2 separate regions of the Homo sapiens genome follow, and region 1 is linked to region 2. Evidence: read pairs that join two places in POLR2A ChIA-PET (ENCODE). Cell type or tissue: A673. All regions are shown on one strand. Links, peaks and the distances in the headings refer to the core of each region. The heading gives the core; the rest is flanking DNA.

What was found. Peaks named below come from ENCODE experiments on the same cell type or tissue, not always from the same donor. Only the 100,000 strongest peaks of a DNase experiment are listed, where the experiment ranks them.
Region 1: POLR2A ChIA-PET joins it to region 2 with 8 read pairs; 2 of 35 experiments call an interaction of 5 or more read pairs at or near these places.

Annotation. Positions count from the first base shown.
Region 1 is chr21:36,323,771-36,326,687 of GRCh38, reverse strand. The region is part of intron 1 of MORC3 (MORC family CW-type zinc finger 3); the gene reads right to left. Among named protein-coding and RNA genes, the nearest start is that of MORC3, 5.0 kb to the right of the region's middle. In A673, for the core only: no CTCF peak of the experiment used is centred there; no DNase peak of the experiment used is centred there.
Region 2 is chr21:36,469,090-36,472,006 of GRCh38, reverse strand. The region is part of intron 1 of CLDN14 (claudin 14); the gene reads left to right. All of the region lies in intron 2 of CLDN14-AS1 (CLDN14 antisense RNA 1), which reads right to left. Among named protein-coding and RNA genes, the nearest start is that of CLDN14, 9.6 kb to the left of the region's middle. RefSeq lists enhancers at 472-531, 1,027-1,526. In A673, for the core only: no CTCF peak of the experiment used is centred there; a DNase peak (open chromatin) is centred at 1,556.

The sequences.
Region 1 (2,917 bases), core at 144-2,643, 150 kb after region 2:
ATATTGTATAATTCCACTGATAGGAGTACAGCAGTCTCCCCTTATTCTCAGAGAATGCATCTCAAGACCCTCAGTGGATTCCTAAAACTGCAGTATACATATGTATGATAAAGTTCAACTTATAAATAAGGCACAGTAAGAAATAAACATTTTATTATTTATTTATATAGAGATGGAGTCTTGCTCTGTTGTCCAGGCTGGAGTGCGGTGGTGTGGCTCACTGCAACTTTCACCTTCAGGTTCAAGCGATTCTCCTGCCTCAGCCTCTGGAGTAGCTGGGACCACGGTTGTGTGTCACCATGCCCGGCTAATTTTTTTTTATTTTTGGTAAAGATGGGGTTTCACCATGTTGGCCAGGCTGGTCTCAAACTCCTGATCTCAAGTGATCTGCCCGCCTTAGCCTCCCAAAGTGCTGGGATTACAGGCATGAGCCACCGAGCCTGGCCAAATTAACAATAATTTATTCTATTTTTTTTGTTTGAGAATAAGTTTCACTCTTGTTGCCCAGGCTAGAGTGCAATGGCGCGATCTCAGCTCACTGCAACCTCCACCTCCCGGGTTCAAGCGATTCTCCCGCCTCAGCCTCCCAAGTAGCTGGGATTACAGGCACCCACCACCATGCCCAAATAATTTTTGTATTTTTAGTAGAGACTGGGTTTCACCATGTTGGCCAGGCTGGTCTCGAACTCCTGACCTCAAGTGATCCCCCTGCCTCGGCCTCCCAAAGTGCTGAGGCGTGAGCCACTGCGCCCAAATTAACAATAATTTAATAATAAAATAGAATGATACAACAACAGCAAATCTGATAACCACAGCTACTAAGTGACTAATAGGTTGGCATCATATATCCACAGTGTGGATACACTGGACAAAGGGATGATTCACATTCCAGGTGCTACTCAGATGGGGGCACAGTTTAGAATTTATGAACTATTTCTACAATTTTCCATTTAATACTTTCAGACCATGGTTGACTTTGGGTAATTAAAACCGAAGAAAGCAAAACTGCAGATAAGGGGGGACTACCGTAGTCAAATTCCTAGACAGAAAGTAGAATAGTGTTTGTCAGGTGCTGGAGAAGTTACTATTTAACGGGAACAGGGTTTTAGTTTCCCAACAAGAAGAGTTCTGGAGACTGGTTATTACACAACCATGTGAATGTACTTAGCACTACTGAATTGAAACTTTAAAATGGTTAGCATAAATTGTTTGCTACATGTGTTTTATTACAATAATAAACAAATAATCAAACAAACAGCAAGTCAGCAAACTGAACAATGTGATACGCCTTTCTTCCTTTCATGCCAATTTCCAAGAGCTAGCAGCCAGAATTATGCCATGGCAGGAGACCAGACGTAGAATTCCTCCTTGGGAAGCTGATTTCTCAAAGTTCTATTTGGTTCTTAGCAATTCCGCCTGGCTTTTCTGGATAGCATCTTGTTTTTGTTGTTCTCGTTTTTTAAAATTACTTTTTAAAATTTTCAGTTTTTAAAAATATACTTATGGTCCAACAGTTCCCATTTTTTATGGTCTACAAATACCAACATAGAGCACCCCCAACAAAATGACTCCTTCCTATGTGATCACCCAACAGTGAAGCCCACCAAAGGACTAGCTCTATTCATGTATGAAAATTTTGCAGTCAGCTTTAAGTGTCTCACTTAAAAATGTGAGAAGGCTGCCAGGCGCGGTGGCTCACGCCTGTAATCCCAGCACTTTGGGAGGCCGAGGCGGGTGGATCAGTTGAGGTCAGGAGTTCAAGATCAGCCAGGCCAACATGGTAAAACACCATCTCTATTAAAAACACAAAAAATTAGCCAGGCATGGTGGCGCATGCCTGTAATCCCAGCTACTTGGGAGGCTGAGGCAGGAGAACTGCTTGAACCTGGGAAGTGGAGATTGCAGTGAGCTGAGATCATGCCACTGCACTCCAGCCTGGGCAACAAGAGTGAAACTCCCGGCTCAAAAAAAAAAAAAAAAATGAGAAGGCTGTTTCCAGACATTTGAGAGTGTTTAAAATTAGAAACCAAAAACAATACACAGTAAAAGAAACATGAAGAAAATAGAGATAATGCAGTGAGCAAAACAAAACTTCAAAAATACTACGGTTAGGCCAGGCATGGTGGCTCACGCCTGTAATCCCAGCACTTTGGGAGGCCGAGGCAGGCAGATCACGAGGTCAGGAGATCAAGACCATCCTGGCTAACACGGTGAAACCCCGTCTCTACTAAAAATACAAAAAATTAACCAGGCAACGTGGCAGGTGCTTGTAGTCCCAGCTACTCGGGAGGCTGAGGCAGGAGAATGGCGTGAACCTGGGAGGCGGAGCTTGCAGTGAGCCGAGATCGCGCCACTGCACTCCAGCCTGGACGACAGAGCGAGAAGACTCCATCTCAAAAAAAAAAAAAACTACAGTTAATGTATCTAGCAATAAGAATGAACATTTTGTCCAGGGAGAATTCAAAAAGACATTCAAAAGCTAAGACATTGCTTGTAACAATTAAAACTATGGTGGCCGGGCTCGGTGCCTCATGCCTGTCATCCCAGCACTTTGGGAGGCCAGGGCGGGCAGATTACCTGAGGTCGGAAGTTCAAGACCAGCCTGACCAACATGGAGAAACCCCATCTCTACTAAAAATACAAAATCAGCCAGACGTGGTGGCGCATGCCTGCAATCCCAGCTACTCGGGAGGCTGAGGCGGGAGAATCGCTTGAACCCGGGAGGCAGGGGTTGCGGTGAGCCGAGATCACGCCCTTGCACTCCAGTCTGGGCAACAAGAGCGAAACTCCGTCTCTAAAAAAAAAAAACACTATGGTAAGAGCAAGGTAGGAGATAAGTAGAGGAAATCCCCCAAGAGGAAAAACAATAAGACAGTAAATAAAAAAAGAGAAAAATGGTGCGAAGAAAATTGTCAAA
Region 2 (2,917 bases), core at 120-2,619:
GAACTTTAACTATGACTGTTTTTACTCTTATCATTAACAACTAACTGCTTTGGAGCACCTGGGCTTCAAAGGCTAAATTTACAGAGAATGAGTTTTAAACCTCATGTTTAATAGTATTTTCCTTACCATTAGAAAATCTTAGCCTTATGTTTTCATTTGACACATTTTAACCACTGCAGTTTATCCCCAGTTCAATTCTCAAGTAAATAATTTTCAGAGGCTTACGAAATTCACAGAATAGTTGTCTAATTCATGAAGGTTTTCAGCCAGGTGTGACAATGTCCTATTGCTTGTTTGGGGTTTGCTTTCTTTTTCTATTTTGCTGTAAGTCCTGACTAAAGGCGGAGCCTAGTGGGCTCTGCTGGATTTCCAAGGTAAAGCTTCAGCAGGCTTCTGAGTCACCTTATTCAAATCTGGACTCTGCCCCAAATTTGGGGCTTTTATGCTCTATGAAATCAAGACATGTTGACTTAAGAAAACCAGACACCCAGCCTGAAAAGGTCAGTCACCAATTATACCCCAGCCAATTGCACACAAGCTGGAGACATGAGCCCCCCCAAACTCTCTGTGAGCTAAGTGAATTCACACACTTTTTAAGCCTGGAGAAGCTGAGTCATTTGATTACTATATGGCTTACTTACTATAGATTGTGTTTGCACTTGAATTTTCAAATTTGCAGGGGACTTTCCAGATTCTTCTTTCTCCATGTCCTCTACCTTTTCCTTAGATTTTGTCCTCCACACTTTGAGACATGAAGCTAACCATGGCTTTGTTTTTTGTTTTTATGTTTGTTTGTTTTTTGTAGAGACAGGATCTCACTATGCTGCTCAGGAATGGCCTCGAACTCCTGGAATCATGCAGTCCTCCCACCTTGGCCTTCCAAATGTTGAGATTACAGGTGTGAGCCACTGCACCTGGCCTGTTTTTATCAATGACAAATGTGAAGCCACCAGATCACACTCAATGCCTGTCCTGGAAGGGGACGCAGTTCTTATAATCACAAATGAGGTTTTTTTGTTTGTTTGCTTTTTGAAATACGATGTTGCTCTCTCACTCAGGCTGGAGTGCAGTGGCACAATCTCTGCTTATTGCAATCTATGCCTCCCAGGCTCAAGCCATCCTCCCACCTCAGCTTCCAAAGTAGCTGGGATTATAGGCTTGAGCCACCATGCCCAGCTAATTTTTTTTTATTTTTAGTGGAAATAGGGTTTCACCATGTTGACCAGGCTGGTCTTGAACTCCTCAGCTCAAGTGATCCTCCCACCTCAGCCTCCCAAAGTGTTGGGATTATAGGCCTGTGCCATGGGGCCTGGCCGAGCATTTTCTCTGTAATTCCCCGTGCCACCATTCAGCTACTCTGCTGTGTTTGTTTCCTGGGGCTGCCATGACAAAGCACCACAACCTGGGAGGCCTGAAACAACAGAAATTTATTCTGTCATGATTCTGAAGGCTGGAAGCTTGAAACTAAGGTGTGGGCAGGCTGGTTCCTTCCAGGGCTGTGAGGGAGCATCTGTCCTGGGCCTCCTGCTGGGCCTCTGCGGGTTGCTGGCGATTCTCCGCGGGTTGCTGGCGATCCTCCACATTCCTTGACTTGGTAACTTCTCGCTCCACTCTCTGCCTCCGTCTGCACATGTTCTTTCTATCTCCGTCTTCATATGCCCATCCTCTTATAAGGACACCAGCCCTATTGGCTTAGGGGCCACTCTATTTTACGTATGACCTTATCTTAACTAATTACATCTGCAATGACCCTATTTCCAAATAAGGTCACATTCTGAGGCACTGGGAGCAGGGAAGACTTCAACATATCTCTTTTGGGGGACCAGGTCAATCCATTGCATCCCCTAGATAAAGTGTTCCCACAGAACACTTAACCATAAGTCATCCAACAATCAGCTAAGGCTTGAGGAAATGTTTGTATGTCCACCTGGGTTTTTTGGGGTATTGTTTTTTTGTTGTTGTTTTTGTTTTTGTTTTGTTTTACTTTTCTAGTATTTTTTTTAATCTCAGATGACAAGTTTTTAATGACCTGCACCTTGAAAAATGAAAAACAACAACAACAAAAACAGCAACATAGCAAACCTGCCTGACTGTCTTGTCGGGAAAAATCGCTCTGAAAAGGCACTCATGTATTTAAGTAAATGAAACTCATTTCATTTCTAAATGTTGATCTACTGCATTTTAAATGAATTCTAATGAAATTTGGTGAGTTGAAATGAGAGAGATAATGCCTCCAGAAAGGGTTTTAATTTTTGTGGTCATGGTGACTTAAGTTTGTAGTTTTCGGTAAATCAATAGGTCATTCAATCTTACTGAGTTGAAAATAGCCTCTGTTAGCATTTAACTGCATCCATGGTTTTCATTTGTATTCACATAAACTTTTCTTCGAATCAGTTCTTGTTATAAAAAAATAGATTTTTATTTCTTCATCCAAAAGAGACAGGAGGAATTCATGGAACGTGTCATTTCCGTGTGATTTTGAGTAAGATACTTCACATTGGTTTTCCTAAATAACAATAGCAAGCAGTAACTATCATGATAGTAATAAGTCGTAGTCACGTAAGTATCCCGTCTCTGCCTCTCATGGAAAGAGTGCATCAAAGACTCTATGCGGATGGTATAGAAAGTCCTCACACATTTAAAATCTAGATGCCTGCCAGTCTGAAAAATAACCCAAGGAAAGTTACAGAAAGTTTGGAATAGTAATGAAGAAAATATTATTTTTAGAGCCAACACCCCACAGTATAGCCCATGTGAAATGAATATGAAGTGGTTTTTCCAAGGTATTGCTTGATCGCTTTCTCATCATTCTTACATATTTCTGTAAGAAGATGTGCTAAAAATAGCCCCTCTAAAGTATCCCTAAGCTTCTTGAAAAGATATGCGTTTGTTTCGCACATGATTAAGAAACACAGTG